Regions from separate parts of the Homo sapiens genome. Here region 2 is linked to region 1. Evidence: chromatin loops called from intact Hi-C (ENCODE). Cell type or tissue: PC-3. All regions are shown on one strand. Each heading gives the region's core, and the rest is flanking DNA. Links, peaks and the distances in the headings are about the cores only.

The links. Peaks named below come from ENCODE experiments on the same cell type or tissue, not always from the same donor. Only the 100,000 strongest peaks of a DNase experiment are listed, where the experiment ranks them.
Region 2: it touches region 1 in a loop (2.0-fold over the local background); 4 of 110 quality-filtered maps call a loop at or near these places.

What each region holds. Positions count from the first base shown.
Region 1 is chr3:17,639,996-17,650,266 of GRCh38, forward strand. The region is part of intron 1 of TBC1D5 (TBC1 domain family member 5); the gene reads right to left. Among named protein-coding and RNA genes, the nearest start is that of TBC1D5, 98 kb to the right of the region's middle. In PC-3, for the core only: CTCF peaks have their summits at 5,276 (motif pointing right) and 5,480; a DNase peak (open chromatin) is centred at 5,276.
Region 2 is chr3:17,540,101-17,550,371 of GRCh38, forward strand. The region is part of intron 2 of TBC1D5 (TBC1 domain family member 5); the gene reads right to left. Among named protein-coding and RNA genes, the nearest start is that of TBC1D5, 200 kb to the right of the region's middle. RefSeq lists an enhancer at 6,665-7,528. In PC-3, for the core only: a CTCF peak has its summit at 4,719 (motif pointing right); no DNase peak of the experiment used is centred there.

The DNA.
Region 1 (10,271 bases), core at 939-8,938:
TAGCCCACTCTATACTTAGCTAAGAGCACAGTTATACAAACAGCCCCCTTCACCTCTACAGAGAAAAGACAAAGGTGAGATAACCACAGAGAAATATAATACAGAGGATGCAAGGTGTGGGGGTTGAGTCCACCAGTATAACAATAAATGCCAAACTCCACATTTCCTACAAAGGTATCTCCTGACTCCCTTTAACTTTATAGAGCTAGAACATTCTTATTAAATCAGGTGCCATTTGGTGTAGCTAAAGGAGATAATCTCTTTTTATTTAAAAAAAATCAACTTAAGAGAAAATAAGCCTGAATTAGCTTATCTGAATTAAAACTAATAAACTTTATTAAACTTTATTTAACTTTATTAAAACTAAATAAACTTTATTAAAACTAATAAAAACTGTTTCAAAGATTTATTTTAATTATGATAGGGAATCTCAGATTTGGCCAAATCCTTCCACCCAAAATATCAATTTCCTCTTAAAAGAAGAATTATTTTAGAACTTGAAAGTTAGGTTTTAGGGCTAAGGACAATGTTATAAAAAAGAACATTATAAAAGAAGACAAAGAAAAAGAAAACATAATGTCTAAGAATAAACTAATTTAGTCATTATACCTTTTTAAAGATTTCTGCAGTGGAAACAAATGAACAAGTGTTAGTCATCAAAGACTACTACTCATTTGATTCTGCCACAGTCCAAGCTAGAAAAAAATGAAACAAAACATCACAAGCCTCTCTTTAAAGCAAAAATGCAATGCCCTTTTGTCAAGCAGAAAAGAAATAACTTGAAATAAAATATTTTCATAAAGAACAAACTATGGAGTTTCATTATTTCTATACCTAGAATAATACTAATTCAATCAGCTAGATATTAGGCCCTACTATGTGAGAATCTATTAAAGAAATCAAATATTCCTACTAGCCACAGGATATTCTTCCAGGAAATACAAAAATTCTAAATCAATCTCAGCCTTAAAAAAAAAAAAAGTGAAGTAATTCCACACCCACACTTTACCATTTTTCTGCTTTCCTTTCATCTACTACTTGACAGTTATTAAAAGTTAGAACAATTAAGTGAAATTATCGTACGTAATATACTTTATGCAGATATGGAAAATTTTTAAAACAATCCATCTAGGAAGACAGTTAATGTGCTTACTGCTGAGGTATTCTTGAGTGGGTTTTGATTTATTAGGACACCAGGGGTCCTATGAATTAGTCCATTGCTTACTTAAATCATGCCCTTGATCCAGGAAAATCCCATGGTACCATTAACAAAATTATTCACACACAAAAAATACACAAACTACATTCTGTACATCAATAGATGGTGGCTATTGGTTTCATGGAGGGAGTGTGCATAGTGGTTACCAGCATGAGTTCTAGAGCCAAACATCCTGCCTTTGAATCTTGGCTGCAAGATTTTGGGAAAAAAAATTACTTAACCTCTCTGAGCCTCAGCTATGTCATATATAAAGTGGGGACCTAACTCATAAGGTATTGGGAGGATTAAATAATATGATTAATATGATTTGCATAAAGTGCTTAGAAAAGTAACTAACACTTAGAGCTTATTCACTATCATTTGCTACGCACCTTCCTCCTCCTATTCCTCCTCCTACTACTACTGCTACTAATCTTCTACATTCTTTTCTTTCCAATGTAATAAGGCCACCTATGTAACATTTCTCGGCATTTGCTTCCCAGAGCATTTTTTTTCTTACACAGTTTGCTGGAATATTTTATTTGTGGCTGGTTCTAACTTTATGTTAATTGTGCTTTTTGTTTCCTGCAAAAATGCAGTGCCTTACTATTGCTGTATTTAGAATTGTAAATTTCAAATTCTATAAATAAAAAGTTAAATAATTTTACAGGAAGCTAGTCCTGATTATAAATGCAGACTAATGACTTTTTTCCCCTACACAAAAAAGAATAAAATGCAATGTTTTAAAATAGCCCCCAATCTGTTGCTTACAAACAGTATTAGATAGTATTGCTCTTTTATTGATTCAAAAACAGGTACTATTAATTATTGAGTAAGACCTAAATTGGTTAGTTTGTATAGGTTTTGGGTTTATGCTATGAAAATCCTATAAAACTACATCAATTTGGTTAATAATCTTATAACATTTAAAATTTTTTATACTTTTATTTTTCTAGTATTTCAACTCACAACATCCTTCCAAAGGTATTTTCTCATTTAATCAGAGTCAATTAACTGAGGGTGACCATTGTGTTCTGGGCACAGTACTTGGCACACCTCCAGGAGGCACCATTCACAGTGGACTGAAGTGGAAGCAATCTGCAGTTAGGCAACGTGCTCTCTATATATAACCATATATATTATCATGTTTAGTTGATGTGATCTTTACAAACCATATAAGGTAGAGTTATTCCTATCATCGATATTTTATAGATGAAAAAGGAGATTGAGAAAGACAAATTGATTTGCTCAAGATCCCAGAGTCAGTATCCGTCAGAACTAGAATCCAAATACCCCCGATACCTACTATTCACTCACTTTTGATTTGAAGGTCATCTACCATATTTCTAATCTTCAAATTCTTCCACATACTCGTCAACTAACTACAGTGGAGGCCAATTAACATCTCTTTAGAAATTACACAACTCAGGTATCTCTACAATTGTTATCAAAGGATGATTAGGAGAAATGAGACAACAAATTGTGGTCAGCAACAAGTGCTGAGTCTATCCTGGAACTCTGCCCAAGATAAAACCCAAGACATTTCATTACTAAAACTAAGACATTTCATTATAATAGAAGAGCACTTTCACAGTCTCACAGGGTAAGTAAGAACGTACTACATCAAATTTCCAAAAGGGACTTTTTAACTTTTTATTTTGAAATAATTTTATACTTATAGAAAGGTTGCCCAAATAGCACCGAATTCCCACATAACCTTCAATTAGGTTTTTCTAATGAAAACACCATACATAGCTATATTACAGTTATTAAAATCATAAAATTAACATTGGTTCAAACTATTAACTAAACTGTGGGTCTTACTCAAATTTCGTCAGTTACGCCACTAATGACTTTTTTTGATTCCAGAATCCTATCCAGGATTCCACATTACCTTTAGTTGTCATGTGTCCTTAGCCTCCCCCAATCTGTGGGAATTCCTTCTCTTTCATGACTGTAATATTTTTTAAGAGTGCTAGTCCGTTATTTTGTAGAATGTGTCTCAATTTTGAGTTTGTCTAACGTCTTCTCATGATGAAACTGAGCTTATATATTTTTGGCAAGAATATCATATAAGTGATGTGCCCTCTTTGGTGTATCGTATTATATCAGATGTTAATATATCTTATTACTGTTGATGCTAACCTTCATCACTTAGTGTCTATCAGCTGTCTCCTCCATAAAGTTACTATTTTTCTCTTTGTAATTATTAAACATCTCATGAATATACTTTTTAGACCTATACAAATATTCTATTTCTCCTTAAATGTTCACCCTTACTTTTGCTATCCATTAATGAGTCTTGCCTGCAACAATTATTACGGTGGTGTTTGCCTCATGGTGATTTTCTATTTTCCTCATTCTTTATACATTTATTAATTGTAATTTAAAAGAATGGTTTTTAAACTGTATCAAATGTCAAGGTCTCCAAAAAATTATCAAAAAGTTAAATGCAAAAAGCCAACAATAAATGTAGTGGACAACAGTATTTCATATTCAGTCATAATGACCTTAACTCCCTGAATCCGATGTCTAGCAGTTCCTTTTGGAAGGATCTGTGTTTGAGTAAGTCGCTAATGACATCTGTCAGCAGCTGTACTGTTTTGTTTTATATAATTGTAGCCTCATTTTTTATTGCAAGTAATGCATCACGATGCATATTTAAGGTTTTCCAAATAAAGAGTCTTGAGCAATCTATTTTAAAGTAGCTAATACCACAGCACATTTGAGGCTAAGGGGTAAGCATTCCTCAGGAACCAAAACAACGAGGATAGCAAATATTCTGCCCCTGCAAATCTGATCTCATTCCTCAACCTGAAACCTTGCCACATAAGCATAAAATTATACCAGTAAGGAGATATCTCTCAGAATGGTGAATTCCAGAGCTCCAATTTTCAAGACTATTATTCCTATGACAGGATGAGGACCTGCAAACATGAATTATAAGCTTAAATTATTCACTTACTCTTTCACAAAAGGAAAGCCCATCAATCTAATGCCAAAAGACTTCAAGTTTATTTCTAAAGGTTTAAAGAAAGTGGTTTATTTATCAAAACTTTATCCTCTGTGTTTGTTGATTAAATACTTCAGTCTTACACTGAGGTCAAAGAATGTCAACCAATTACTATGTAAGAGAAGTCCTACTTCATAGCACTTAACGTCACCCAGAATACACGGAATTATTTTAATAGGCAATCTTGATACACTATTTATTCCCAAGTATATTTCAACTATTATAAGTAAAACCTACTTAATCTAATATCATTCTTCAAACTAAAATCACAGTAAACTAGCAACTAGCACAGTGCCTGGCACATAACAAATATTAATGAGTAAGTACTGACAACAATCCATAATTTCTTCTAGACTACTTCCACTGCAGGCTACAAAAGTTGAAGTTTCCTTCTGCACATTCAAAAAACTACACATTTTAATTACTTCTTAAGAAAGATATTAAAATGACTCAGAATCTAATCTAAGTGATGTGGAAATATATTCCTAAACTTTATCATCCGAAAACTACAATATTTTTGTAAAGGACATCAAGTCATTTTTAAAAGTGATTTATTTTCATAATGGATATTTGGGAGACAAAAATACACGAGAAAACAGGAAATCCCACTCATAATTCTGATCTTACAAATTACTGTCATGATTAGTCCTGGAAACTAGTGCAAGATTATGGTTGCAGGATTTATGATGACTTCATTTTTGGGTGAAAATTTTAATTTATTCAAAACAAAACAAAACAAAACAAAACACTCTTGGTCTAAAGCATGGCCATGAGCAAGATTTTATTTAAGAGTCTTAACTATTAAACGGGGTCACTGGGGAAGTTGTGGTAGTCATTTTCTGACAGTTGCTTAGAAAGCTTACAAGGTACCTAATTTGTATCTGCATATTCTCTGAAGATAAATATAAATATAATATAGAATACTGCTAGCCTATGCTTTAAAACATTGCTTATTACTGAAATGTCTATTGGAGTAGAGTGAGAAGAAAGAAATTGGTTATGCAATGCTTAGGAAAAACAGCTTCCTATTTTCTCAGATCCCAAATGACCAGAGGAAAAGTCTAACCAGCAGGGGGAGATACAGAGGAGAGTAGTAAGACAAAGAACAGGCTATAGGCAAGAAAAGCAGTTATAATTATAGCTGGGAACACGGAATTTGTTAAAGGAAGTCTACTGTATAATTATACTTGAAAATTTAGCAAGATGCCCAGAGGCTGACTCGCAGCTGTCAGGAACTGGTAACTCTACTTCTGTTCATGCAGCGACCACTTCGGCAACTAAATCCACTATCCAGACATTACTAGAATTGACATTTAGAGTAAAGGAATAGATGGGTGCATGAAACTGTTTTTCTACAATGGATGAAAGCATCCATTTCAACAAAGTAACACTCTCTCTTTAGTTTCCTTTCTAGGCTTAGGTTTCCTCTTTGTATCCTCTCCCTCACAGAACCTAAACATTCTCATAAAAGCTATAATCTAGGTACAAATCTCTTTCTTGAATTCTGACTAGACCATGAACCAATTCTACTACCAACTACAACTCCAAATTCAGCATGCTTACAATGAAACTTATTTCCCACCACCCTCACCTTGTCACAAAGCTCTTTCCCCTTCCCCCCTACTTTTCTATTTCTCTAGTAGCACCAGCATTCTCTCAGGAAAACATGACAACTCATGTCTCTCTTTCCCCTTCCCGATCTCCTACTCTATACTGATTCAAAGCATCAAATCCTATTCGTTTCTCCTTAAAATTCTGTCATCTATCAATGAAAGATGTATCAATGTTCTAATCCCTAGTGTCACACAGAGAATGGGACCTTATTCAGAAATAGGGTCTTTACAGAGGTAATCAAATTAAACTGAAGTGATGAGGATGGGCCCAAACCCAATATGACTGATGTCTTTATAAGAAGGGTAAATTTGGATGCAGACAGACACTCAGAGGGAAGATTAGGTGGAGACACACAGAAAGAAGATGGCCATGTGACTGAAGTAATATAATACATCCACAAGCCAAGGACTGCCAGCAAACAACAGTAGCTGGAAAAATCAGAAAGGATTCTCCCCTAGAACCTTTAGCCTACACTTTGATTTCTGGACTTCTAGTCTCTAGAACTGAAACAATAAATTTCTTTTGTTTTTAGCCACTCAGTTTTTGGTTCTTTGTTATGGCATCCCTAAAAAACTAAACAGCACCATAAACTGAATTTGGACTCAATTTTCTACCATCATCAAGCCCGCTACTTATCTCTGAATAGCATCCCATCCACCGATTTTGTCATGGCAGATTCCTATGCATCATTCTTGCTCCTCTTTCAATTACTGAGGCCTGCTCCCTAAATACTATATATCTCTTTAATCTGTCGATCTTTCCATTTTTACATCAATAATCTGGTTCAGGCAATCACCATCATGCCCCTGGACTAATGTTCACGAAATAATCCCCATGTCCTTGCTTCTCTCTTGTTCATTCACCCTTAGCAAGCGGACTGTTTCTAAAATGCTAATCTGACCACACTTTCAGTGGATTACAGTTGGTAGTATCCATGGTCTCTCAGGATAAAGTCTGATTTTTTTTTAAATTTTAGATTCATGGGTAAATGTGCAGGTTTGGGCTTCTAGTGCACCCATCACCCAAATAGTGAACACTGTATCCAACAGGTAATTTCTCAACCCTCCCCTGTTCCAACCCCTCCCACTTTTTGAGTCCCCAGTGTCCCTTATTTCCATCTTTATGTCCATGCATACATACCCACTGCTTAGCTCCCAATTTTAAGTAGAACATGCAGTATTTTGTCCAAATTGTTTATAATGGGTGAAAAAACTTTACATGTTCTGGACTCCAAAACTAAAGAGAAAAAAAGAGACCATCACTCACTGCTCCCACGTCAAATAAACAGGCAAATATTTTCAGGTTCTGAAACACACCAATGCTTTTCACATCTGCTTGTAACTCTCTTCCCCTTATTTAATCATTCATTCATTTAACACATAAACACAGTGAGTATCCATCATGTGCCAAGTATAGTTCCAGAAGCTAGATAAACCACAGAAAACAAAGCAAAGTTCCTACCCTCATGAAGCTTACAAGCTTACATTCTAAAGACAGTGGTTAAACAGCTGATAAACAAACAAAAATAAATATACACAAACTCAGAAATTATTAAGTGCTTCAGAGAAAAGTAAAGCAAGCTACAGGGAATAAGGGAAGTTGGCGTAGGGAAAGGAGCAAGGTTATGATTTTATATAAGGTGCTCAGAGAACACCTCCCTGACAAGGTGACACTTAAGAAAAGACTTAAAGATAGTGGGGGAAAAATTTCTGTGGATAACTGAGGGAAGGGTTTTCCAGACAAAGGGAAGAGCAAGTGCAAAGACCCTGATGTGGAGCAGACTTGCAGTACTGAAAGACTGTCACTGAGCCACTGTGACTGCAGTAGGGGGAAGGAGCAGAATTAGTGCAGATGAGGTTTTAGGGGAGTCGAATGATATACTGTCTTAAGCCCATCGTAAACTTTTAAAAAATAATGAGCAAAATAAGGACAACAGTTGAACTTCTTAGTAGCCTGATCTGATAATCATTACAAAAGAATGACTTTGATCCTAGGTAAAGAACAAATCTGTGGAGTAAGGAAGCTAGTCCAAAGGGAGATAGCTAAGAGGATTCTGCAAAGTCCAGGTGACAATGGTGTCTTGAAATGGAGTAGAATATACAGATTCAATGCTATTTCTATCACACTACCAACAACATTCTTCACAGAAATAGAAGAAAATATTTTAAAATTCGTATGAAACTAAAAAAGACACCGAATAGCCAAGGCAATCCTAGGCAAAAAGAACAATGCTGGAAGCATCTCATTACCCAACATCAAACTATACAAGGCAACAGTAACCAAAACAGCATGGTACGGGTACAAAAACAGGCACGCAGACCAATGGAACAGAATAGAGAGCCAAGAAATAGGGCCGCACATCTATGACCATCTGATCTTCAAAACAGCAGATAAAAACAAGCAATGGGTAAAAGACTCTCTATTCAATAAATGGTGCTGGGATGACTAGCCATATATAGATGATTGAAACTGGACCCCTTCCTTACTCCATACACAAAAATCAACTCAAGGTGGATTAAAGACTTAAAATGTAAAACCCCAAACTATAAAAATCTTAAAAGACAACCTAGGCAGTACCATTCAGGACATAGGCACAGGCAAAGATTTCATGACAAAGACACCAAAAGCAACTGTAACAAAAGCAAAAATTGACAAGTGGGATCTTATTAAACTTAAAAGCTTCTGCACAGCAAAAGAAACTATTAACAGAGTAAATAGACAACGTACAGAATGGAAGAAAATTTTTGCAAACTATGCATCTGACAAAGGTCTACCATCCAGCATCTATAAGGAACTTAAACAAATTTACAAGAGAGAAACAAACAACACCACTGAAAAGTCGCCAAAAAACACAAACAGACACTTCTCAAAAGAAGACATACATGCGGCCAACAAGCGTATGAAAAAAGCTCAGTATCACTGATCATTAGAGAAATGCAGATCAAAACCACAATGAGACACCACCTCACACCAGTCAAATGGCTAGTATTAGAAAGTCGAAACATAACAAATGCTGGCAAGTTTCCAGAGAAAATGGAACACTTATACACTGTTGGTGGGAATGTACATTAGTTCAACCATCATGGAAAGCAATATCGTGATTCCTCACAGAGGCAAAAGCAGAACTACCATTCAATCCAGCAATCCCATTACTGGGTATATACCCAGAGGAATATAAATCATTCTACCACAAAGACACAGACACATGAATGTTCACTGCAGCACTATTCACAATAGGAAACACATGGAATCAACCTAAATGCCCATCAGTGACAGATTGGATAAAGAAAATATGGTACATATACACAATGGAATACTATGCAGCCATAAAAAAAGAATGAGATCATGTCTTTTGTGGGAACATGGATGGAGGTGGAGGCTATTATCCTTAGCAAATTAACGCACAACAGAAAACCAAATACCCCATGTTCTTATAAGTGGGGCTAAATGATAACTTATGAACACAAAGAAGGAAATAACACACACTGGCGTCTACTTGAGGGTGGAGGCTGAGATGAGGGAGACGAGCAGAAAAGGTAATTATTGGGTACTGGGCTTAATACCTGGGTGATGAAAAAATATGTACAACAAACAACTGTGACACATGTTTACCTATGTAACAAATCTGCATGTACCTCCAAACCTAAAATAAAAGTTAAAAAATAAAAATAATGCACTCAAAATTAGAAGATATTTATGCGGCGAACAAACATATGAAAAAGTGCTCATTATCACTGGTCATTAGAGAAATGCAAATCAAAACCACAATGAGATACCATCTCATGCCAGTTAGAATGGTGATCATTAAAAAGTCAGGAAACAACAGATGCTGGAGAGGATGTGGAGAAATAGGAACGCTTTTACACTGTTGGTGGGAGTGTAAATTAGTTCAACCATTGTGGAAGACAGTGTGGCGATCCCTCAAGAATCTACAATTAGAAGTACCATTTGACCCAGCAATCCCATTACTGGATATATACCCAAAGGATTATAAATCATTCTACTATAAAGACACATGCACACGTATGTTTACTGCGGCACTATTCACAATAGCAAAGACTTGGAACCAACCCAAATGTCCATCAATGATAGACTGAATAAAGAAAATGTGGCCCATATACACCATGGAATACTATGCAGCCATAAAAAAGGATGAGTTCATGTCCTTTGCAGGGACATGGATGAAGCTGGAAACCATCATTCTCAGCAAACTAACACATGAACAGAAAACCAAATACCACATGTTCTCACTCATAAGTGGGAGTTAAACAATGAAAACACATGGACACAGGGAGGGAACATCACACACCGGGGCCTCTTGCGGGGTGGGGGGCTGGGGAAGGGATAGCATTAGGAGAAATACCTCATGTAGGTGACGGGTTGATGGGTGCAGCAAACCACGATGGCACATGTATACCTATGTAACAAACCTGCACATCCTGCACA
Region 2 (10,271 bases), core at 681-8,680, 100 kb before region 1:
GAGCATCTTGTGGTGTACCAATTGCCATTTGTATATTTTCTTTGGAGAAATGTTTTTCCAAGTCACCCATTTTCAAACCAAGCTGTTTGTTTTGTTGTTGAGTTGTAGGAATTCTCCATATATGCATTATATAACCCTTTTCAGATATATAATTTGCAAATACTTTCTCCATTCTGTGGTTGTCTTTTCACCCTATTTATTGACAGTGTCTTTTGATTAACAAAGTTTAAAAATTTTCATGTAGTCCTCTATGTTGTTGTGCCTTTGATGTCATACCCAATAAATAACTGCCGAATAAATCACTGTCATAAAGTTTTTTCCTTATTTTCTTCTAAGACTTTTATAGTTTTGGGTCTTACATTTATGTCTTTGGTCCATTTTGAGTTAATTTTTGTATACTGTGTTAGTTTCGGGTTCATCTTCATTTTTTACATGTGGCTATCCCGTTTTCCCAGCAGCATTTGTTGAAAAGACTATCTTTTCTCCACTGAATAGTCCTGGTACTCTTGTTAAAAATCATTTGACTGGCTGGGCACAGTGGCTCACACCTGTAATCCCAGCACCTTGGGAGGCCGAGGCGGGCAGATCACGAGGTCAAGAGATCGAGACCATCCTGGCCAACATGGTGAAACCCCGTCTCTACTAAAAATACAAAAATTAGCCGGGCATGATGGTGGGCGCCTGTAATCCCAACTGCTGGGGAAGCTGAGGCAGGAGAATCGCTTGAACCCAGGAGGCAGAGGCTGCAGTGAGCCGAGATCATGCCACTGCACACCAGCCTGGCGACAGAGCGAGGCTCCATCTCAAAAAAAAAAAAAAAAAAAAAAAAAAAGTAAGAAAAGAAAAAAGAAAAAAATCAGTTGACCATATACATGAGGTTTTATTTCTGGGCTCTCTCTTCTGTTTCATTGGTCTATATGTCTTCCTTATGCTAGTACAACACTGTTTTGATTACTGTAGCTTTGTAGTAAGTTTTAAAATCAGAAAATGTGAGTCTTCAAGCTTTGTTCTTCTGTTTCAAGACTGTATTGTATTGACTATTTGAGGTCCCTTCAGTTTCCATATGAATTTAAGGATATGCTTTTCTATTTCTTCCAAAAAAAAAAAAAAAAGTCATTGGGATTTTGACAGGGATGCACCAAATCTGTAGATTGCTTTGGGTAGTACTGACATCATAACAATAGTAAGTCTTCTAATCCATGAACATGCAATGTGTTTCCACTTATTTATGTCTTTAATTTATTTCAATAATTAAATTTATATGGTTTATTTCAATAATTATTTTTTATGGTTTTCATTTTATAAGGCTTTCACTTCCCTGGTTAATTCCTAAGTATTTTTTTTGATGCTATTGTAAATGAAATTCCTTTTGTAAGGTCCTTTTCAGACTACTTATTATTAGTGTATGAAAATGCAATTGCTTTTTGTGTGTTGGCATTGTATTCTGCTACTTTGCTGAATTCATTCACTAGGTTTAACACATTTTGGGGGAATCTTTAGGGTTTTTTAGATGTAAGACTACATATCATCTGTGAACAGAGATAATTTTACACTTCCTTTTTAATTTGGATGGCTTTCTTTTTCTTGTCTAACTGCTATGGTTAGAACATCCATTACTATGTTGAACAGAAATAGCAAAAACTGACATCCTTCCATTGTTCCTGGTCTTAAAGAAAAAGTTTTCAGTCTTTCACCATTGAGTATGTTGTTCACTCCAAGTCTTTCACATATAGTAGTCCTCTCACATTCCAGGACCACAGTGAATGACTGAAATCATGGATAAAACCAAACCCTACACACACTATGGTTTTTCCTATATGTACACACCTATTATAAAGTTTAATTTATAAATTAGGCAAGGTCAGAGATTACGAACAAAAATTAACAATAAAATACATCAATTATGACCAAGGGTGGTAGCTCATGCCTGTAATCCCAGCACTTTGGGAGGCCAAAGTGGCCAGACTGCTTGAGCCCAGGAGTTCAAGAGAAATCTGGGCAACAAGGTGAAACCCCATCTCTATAAGAATTTTTTTTAAATTAGCCTGGCATAGTGGCACACACTTGTAGTCTCAGCTACTTGGGAAGCTCAGGCAGGGAGGATCACTTGAGCCTGGGAGGCAGAGGTTGCAGTGAGCTGAGATTGCACCACTGCACTCCAGCCTGGGCAACAGAGCAAGACTTTGTCTCAAGTAACATAAAACAAAATACAAAAATTATAAAAACATATTAGAATAAGATATGTGAATGTGGTATCTTTCTCATTCTCTCTCTCAAAAAAAATTGTTTTAATGTTTTATAGAGCCAGGGTCTGGCTATGTTGTCCAGGCTGGTCTCAAACTTGTAGCCTCAAGTGATGCTCCCACCTTGGCCCCCAAAAGCACTGGGATTAAAAGTACCACACCCAGCCAAAATATCTTATCATATATAATATTTGCATATTGCAGTTAAACAAGGGTAACTTAAATTGTAGAGAGCAAAACCACAAATGAGAAACTACAATATAAATTTTATTAGGCTGAAGTAGTTTCCATCTATTCTTAGTTTATTGAGAGTTTTTATTAAGAAATATTGTTAAATTTTGTCAAGTGCTTTTTCTGCATCTATTGAGATGATCATGTGCTTTTTTCCCTTCATTCTGTTATTGTGGTACATTACTTTTATCAATTTCCATAAGATGAATCATCCTTGCATTCCAGGAACAAATCCCACTTGGTGATGGTGTATAATCCTATTAACATACAGCTGCATTTGGTTTGTTACTATTTTGTTGAGGATTTTTATATCAAGGTTCATACACATATACATTTAGAACTTAAACTGGTATTATTAGGAACGTTTTTCTTGAACATACTTGCTCATATGTGAAATTATATATGTGTACTAGAATATTACACATAGAATTTTTTAACACAGCAAAACACTGAACCTAACCTAATTTATATCAACTGGGGACTTGTGAAATAAATTACTGTAGATATATATGGCACAGTTACTATATAGCGGAAGGGAAAGGAATGGAAGGGAGGGGAGGGGAGAGGAGAAGAAAAGAAAGAATAGAGAGAGAGAAGTACTGATACAGAAAGACTTGGCTGTATGTGCCTCTACATGCATAAAACATTTCTAGAGAGACACAACAGGGATTAATGATTTCCCATAAATTCAATGTAAACATTATAATTTGGGGTGGCGTTCCTAATCAAAGTCTTAGGATCAAGTATTATAACCAAAACAATATTAGAAAGGAAAAGGCTGAGAGTCGTGGCTCACACCTGTAATCCCAGCACCGTGGGAGGCCAAGGTGGGAGGATTGCTTGAGGTCAGGAGTTCGAAACCAGCCTGGGTAACATGGTGAGATCCTGTCTCTACAAAAATAAAAAAATAAAAATTAGCCAGGTGTGGTGGTGTGCACCTGCAGTCCCAGCTACTTGGGAGACAAAGGTGGGAGGACTGATTGAGCCCAGGAGGTTGAGGCTGCAGTGAGTCATGCTTGTGCCACTGCTTTCCAGCCTGGGTGACAAAGCAAGACCCCATCTCAAAAAACAAAACAAAACAAAACAGAAAAGAAAGAAAAAATATATAAGTCTATATTTCTATAATTATTTAAAGCAATAAAATTAGGTATTATGCCTATATTCAGTCCCGTGGTTATCAAATGTTGGTATACAACAGAATCACCTGGAGTTCTTACAATAACAGATTCCTGAAGTCTACCCTCAGAATTTCTGATTCAATAGAGCTTAAATGGGGCCTGAAAAGTTGTTTGTTTTTTTTTTCTTTTTTTTTGAGACAGAGTCTTGCTCTGTCTCCAGGCTGGAGTGCAGTGGCGCGATCTCGGCTCACTGCAACCTCCACCTCCCAGGTGCAAGCGATTCGCCTGCCTCAGCCTCCCGAGTAGCTAAGACTATAGGCACGCACCACCATGCCCAGCTAATTTTTGTATTTTTTTAGTAAAGACAGGGTTTCACCATGTTGGCCAAGATGGTCTCAATCTCTTGACCTCCTGATCCGCCTACCTCAGCCTCCCAAAGTGTTCGGATTACAGATGTGGGCCACTGCACCTGGCCCAGAAAATCTGCTTTTCTTAAAATTCCCCAGGTAATGCTGAAGTGCTGAACCGGGGGCCACACTTTGAGAACGACTGTTGTAGACAAAAGACTATCTATTCAAAATTGTACATGAAAACCCACCTATCACTGTATTACAAGTATAATTTGATTATCAATAATATTTAGATAAGAATGCATGTTTACTGAAAACTTAAGAACTCGGCCGGGCGCACTGGCTCACGCTTGTAATCCCGGCACTCTGGGAGGCCAAAGCAGGCAGATCACGAGGTCAGGGGTTTGAGACCAGCCTGACCAACATGGTGAAACCCCATCTCTACTAAATATACAAAAATTGGCTGGGTGTGGTAGCACATGCCTGTTATCCCAGCTACTCAGGAGACTGAGACAGGAGAATCTCTTGAACCCGCGAGGCGGAGGTTGCAGTGAGCCGAGATCGCGCCACTGCACTACAACCTGGGCGACAAAGTGAGACTCCGTCTGAAAAAAAAAAAAAAAAAGCACCTTAAGAACTCTGCATGTCTGCATGGTGGATGTGGAAGATAATTTAGATTATTCCAAACATGGTGAAATAAAGGAGGAGGAAAGATAAGGAATATAATATTATTTTCTTTTCAAATGTAGCCTCCTATCTCCTATTTCTACCACTAGATGGAAACCAGTACAACAAATAGCTGCCAAACTGCTAATATGTTTAGATACAGTAAACTAATCTGAGGTGAAAACTACATCACGTGGCATTAATTACAAAGGGACAAATAGCTATGGGTCCCTATACTGACATTAACTGTAGAATGAGCATATTTATTTTACAATTAATTGTATATGTCATTAGCTCTTGGCCTATAAATAACATCAACTCCAATCAGAGCTGTTATGGATCAATTTTTAAAAATAATAAATAAATAAATAAAAGCTGTGATTTTTTTTTATTTTTTAAAAAAAGCACTATTATGACACCGAAAAAATCGTACATTGAAACCCTAACCCCCAGTAACCTCAGTGTGTGACTTTATTTAGAGATAGGGCCTTTACAGCAAAAACCAAGTTAAATTGTCATTAAGGTGGAACATAATCCAATACAACTTATTCCCTTATAAAATGGGGAGATTTGGACTTGCACAGAGGGATGACCATGTGAAGACACAGGGAGAAGACTGCCACTTACAAGCCAAACAGACCTCAAAAGCAATCAACCTTTGCTGACACCTGATCTCAGACTTACAGCTTCCAAAACTGTGAGAGCATAAACTCTGTTGTTTAAGCCACTAAGTTTGTGGTACCGTGTTACGACAGTCCTAGCAAACCAATACAGAACCTTTCTTATTTACTTTTCTTTTTCCATTTCAAAGGTGGAATGATGACTATAAGCAACATACTGCATCAAGTCCTGAGACAACAAAAATGAGTAACATTTGCCTTCAAGGTACTTACAGTCCAATGACTTATTATATAAGAAAACATGAATATTCATTAGCCACTAATAAGATTTTGGTGTTTTTTTCAATGTTCATTGACACAACATTCAATGGGTCACCAACAAAAATAAGAGACACAAACACTGAATCCTACTTTATTTCTATTGCCACTATGCCAATTACATCACTCATTATTTGCTTCCTAGTCCTTAGCACAAACCTTCAAACTGGTTTCTTTCTTTCTCCAAACCATCATGCACATTGCTGACAGCACCCTTCTTGTCACCCTTCCTTTTATGTAATTTACCTGATCAAAATATTTCAATAAATACCTTAAAGGAACTAGCTTTTTCCCAACTCAAGGTATAGATGTATATAACCTCAAACAAATTACTTAAAACCACTGATGCAGTTTGTACATAGCAAACTGAAATGTCTTTAAAAAAATTAGCAATTAAATATAATAATCAACAAAAAGAGTAACAATATCATAAATTATTAAATATACATGAGCATAACCATACCCTCTTATATAATTCCTTACAAAGTCCAGCACAGAAAGAATTATCTCAAATTTTAAAGCAGTGAGGGTACAAATTGATAGTTATTCTTGATCTGTAGCTGCCTCATAAAAAACCCATAGCTATCATGGAAACACTATCATAGAAATCCTATCTAAGATTCCAAAATTATATGTAAACTACTTACAGGGTGCTTATATTGTACACAACTTAATTTTATATTGCGCACTGGACTTACAAACATGGCCTCAATTACAAATGAAAAATTTTAACTTTGAATTTCTTACCATTTTGTTATCAAGTCTCTCAATTACTGAATTAACACTGTTACATATATAGTTATCCATTTGTTTTATCTTTATAAAAAGTAATAGCAGCCAGGCACGGTGGCTCACATCTGTAATGCTAGCACTTTGGGAGGCTGAGGCGGGTGGATTGCCTGAGCTCAGGAGTTTGAAACCAACCTGGGCAACACGGTGAGACCCCGTCTCTACTAAAATACAAAAAAAAAAAATAACCGGGCATGGCGGCATGAACCTGTACTCCCAGCTACTTAGGAGACTGAGACTCCTGAGTCTCCCGAGGGGAATCTCTTGAATCTGGGAGGCAGAGGTGGCAGTGAGCCAAGATGGCGCCACTGTACTACAGCCTGGCTGACAAGAGCGAGACTCCATCTCAAAAAAAAAAAAAAAGAAAGAAAGAAAGAAAGAAATCCAACGAGTCTGCTGATATTCCTCTATTACATTCCAAGTAAATAAATTTCACATCTTCAAACATTATTAATGTGCAAAATAATATTTCTTGGCTACTTTATACATAACATTCTAGAGTCACAATTTTGGTTAGGTCCCAGAGAGAACATCTCTTATTAGTCCTACAATTAAATGATTCAGCAACCAGCCACACTACCTTTGCCTTTTAACAGTTCCAATCAGTAGCAGATCTAGGTGTAATCAACAGCAGCAGGGGGCTTTAGAAAGCAAAACAAAACAAAAACAGTAGGAATCTTTACTAGAATACAGTAATTGATACAAGGGAACATTGTAGGCTATTGTAATACAAGTTAACGTAAGATATTAGAATCTGACTTTATAATGAGAAGTGAAATATGCAGGACAACTTTTAAATATCTAAAAACAATAAATATCAAATATTTAATAAGGTTACGATGAAAAGGGACTGTTTTAAAATGAATCTTCTCAGTCTCAGAAGGGTGATTACTTCTGTCTCGGTTATTTAGCACCCATTTAGAAGACAAATTAAAGCCCTCCTTACCTCCTACTGTTACCATACCTAACCAATTTCATCATCATATACTTATAAAAATTAAAGCATCTCAGAGAATAACTAGCAATGCTTTTACTTCTCTTAAGAAACATTTAAAATTTTACCAGCAACATCAGGACAGTCTTAAAATGTAATTTAGCAGAATGTTCCCATTTCTTTCTTTTTCCTATTTTTGATTTCCTAGCCTAGAGTGTATAGATGATAGTTAAGTACTATACATGGTGCCACTTAATAGCATGCAGGTAGCACAGTGATTTATTTAGATGAAAAATCAAAAGCCAATGGTAGCATGATGTGATGACTACAGATTCTAACTACACAAAAATTCACAAATGGAAATGTTACCATAGTAACATCCTGATCACACTGCACATGAGGATAGTTGATTTCATGATATAATTCTGTTTATTGCAGTATGTGCAATGAGACATCTATGAAATCTCAATTATACTTCCTCACTCTTCTCAGAATAAGATGTAAGGAATTTGACTGACAAGTTTACAATCTTGTCTGATTTTTCTTTTACTTCTTTTAAATTTTATAAAACAATGATTAAAATGTAAGTTGGCTAAGATCTAAAACATATAGTACTCTGTATAAGCCATATTCTAATCAAAGTTGTTAAAATTTCATATAGCAGGCCAGGCATGGTGGCTCATGCCTGTAATCCCAACATTTTGGGAGGCCAAGGTGGGTGGATCACAAGGTCAGGAGATCGAGACCATCCAAGGCTAACATGGTGAAACCCCATCTCTATTAAAAACGCAAAAAATCAGCCGGGCATGGTGGCACGTGCCTGTAGTCCCAGCTACTCTGGAGGCTGAGGCAGGAGAATAGCTTGAATCCAGGAGGCGGAGGTTGCAATGAGCCAAGATCACACTACTGCACTAAGGATGGGCAACAAAGCGAGACTCGGTCTCAAAAACAAACAAACAAACAAACAAAATTCATATATCAGTAGAAAACAAGCATACCTGATGGCAATCACTTCTCTATGAAAATACTTCCAAAGTTATTCAGCAACTATCCCACAGTGTTTTTATCTCAAGAAAGTTTTGTATTATAAAAGGAAAAATACAGGGCGGGGGAAAAAAAAACCTTTGTGCATCTTCTACCCAAAAGGAACAGTAAGACAAATGTTAATAAAAATACTATCATTATCTGCCAATCAACACTTGTCTTCAAAAGATGCTTTTGTAGAGTCTTTGTAGCTACTGTTGAGGGGAGAAAATGTACTAAACATAAACATGGTAGGGAAAAGAGTAGAGAATGTTGCTATTAATTTATTCCTCCGTGTAACAAAGAGTTGCTTTATGATTAAAGCTCTAAACAAGAAAATTATTATTATAACAATAAATAATAATAAAGCCATTCATTCATCTGGGCTAACATAATAAAGAATTATATGTGTTACTTAAGCTACAAAACATACAATTAAAATACTTACTTTTTGAAGCCCATTGAAGTATAAATTATAAGGTAAGGTACCCCTAAGGAGGTAGCACTCTCCAAATACCTTTAAATTTACCTATTGAAAATTATTTTAGACAGTAATAATTTGTTAAACCTTGGTTATTAATTTTAAACTACTTCCAACAATCTTTATTAAATTATCAAGTGGTGGCCAGGCAGGGTGGCTCATGCCTGCAATCCCAGCACTTTGGGAGGCGGAGGCAGGTGGATCACCTGAGGTCAGGAGTTAGAGACCAGCCTGACCAACATGGTGAAGACCTGTCTCTACTAAATACAAAAAAATATATAGCCGAGTGTGGTGGCGCATGCCTGTAATCCCAGTTACTTGGGAGGCTGAGGCAACAGAATCACTTGAACCTGGGAGGCAGAGGTCGCAGTGAGCCAAGATTGCGCCATTGCACTGCAGCCTGGGCAAGAGAGCGACACTCCATCTCAAAAAAATAAGATAAAATAAAATAAATTATCAATTGGCAATTTCTTTTCTATATCTTATTTGTACTATGGTGCAGAGAATTGGTATTTCTTCTGTTCAGTGATGTACACTACTACTAGTCATAAAACATTTAAAAGTAAAGATATCTAAAAACGAGTCCTTGTTCATTTTAATGAGTTTTCTCTATAATAAATATATGAATAAAAATGGAGACATTAACAATTAAGAAAACAAGCCTTTAGTATGATTTTTATTAAAAGTTGCAAAAGTCATACTATAAAATTCAACAAATATGTAACAAGTTGTAACTTCAGTCACCCATTCAATATAGTTGTTTTAATAATGAATGGCGCAGGCGCTGTGGCTCACGCCTGTAATCCCAGCACTTTGGGAGGCCAAGGCTGTTGGATCACTTGAGGTCAGGAGTTCAAGACCAGCCTGGCCAATATGGTGCAACCTCGTCTCTAGTAAAAATACAAAAATTAGCTGGGTGTGTAGTGCATGCCTGTATTCCCAGCTACTCGTGAGGCTGAGGCAGGAGAATGGCTTGAACCCAGGGGGCGGAGGTTGCACTGAGCCAAGATTGAGCCACTGTACTCCAACCTGGGCAACACAATGAGACTCTGTCTAAAATAATAATAATAATAATAATAGTAATAATAAGAATAATAATAATAATGAATGGCTTCCTACTATCCTTTTGCAAAGTGGATTGTCATGTGAAAGATACAATTAATCCATTTTACTTCACAATCTCTAATGGTTTTTCATAGGCTTCCTGTAAAACAATTTAATATGAAGGATGATGACCTCATGAGTATCAAAATTGACTAATATTCTGTTTACGTGGATAAATGATACATTGTTATCAAATCAAACCTCTTAAATCATTGAGTCTTTCCCCTTCTATGTGCTTTGGAATTATTACTAAAGTATTTGTTAGGAAAATATTTACTACTATGAATATGTGTTAAATGGGTAAGGTCAGGGTTAAAAGCGGGCCATTTAAGAATACTGATTTCCCCATTACCTTGCTGATTCCTATCTGCAGTAAAAGTTTACTTTAGGATAC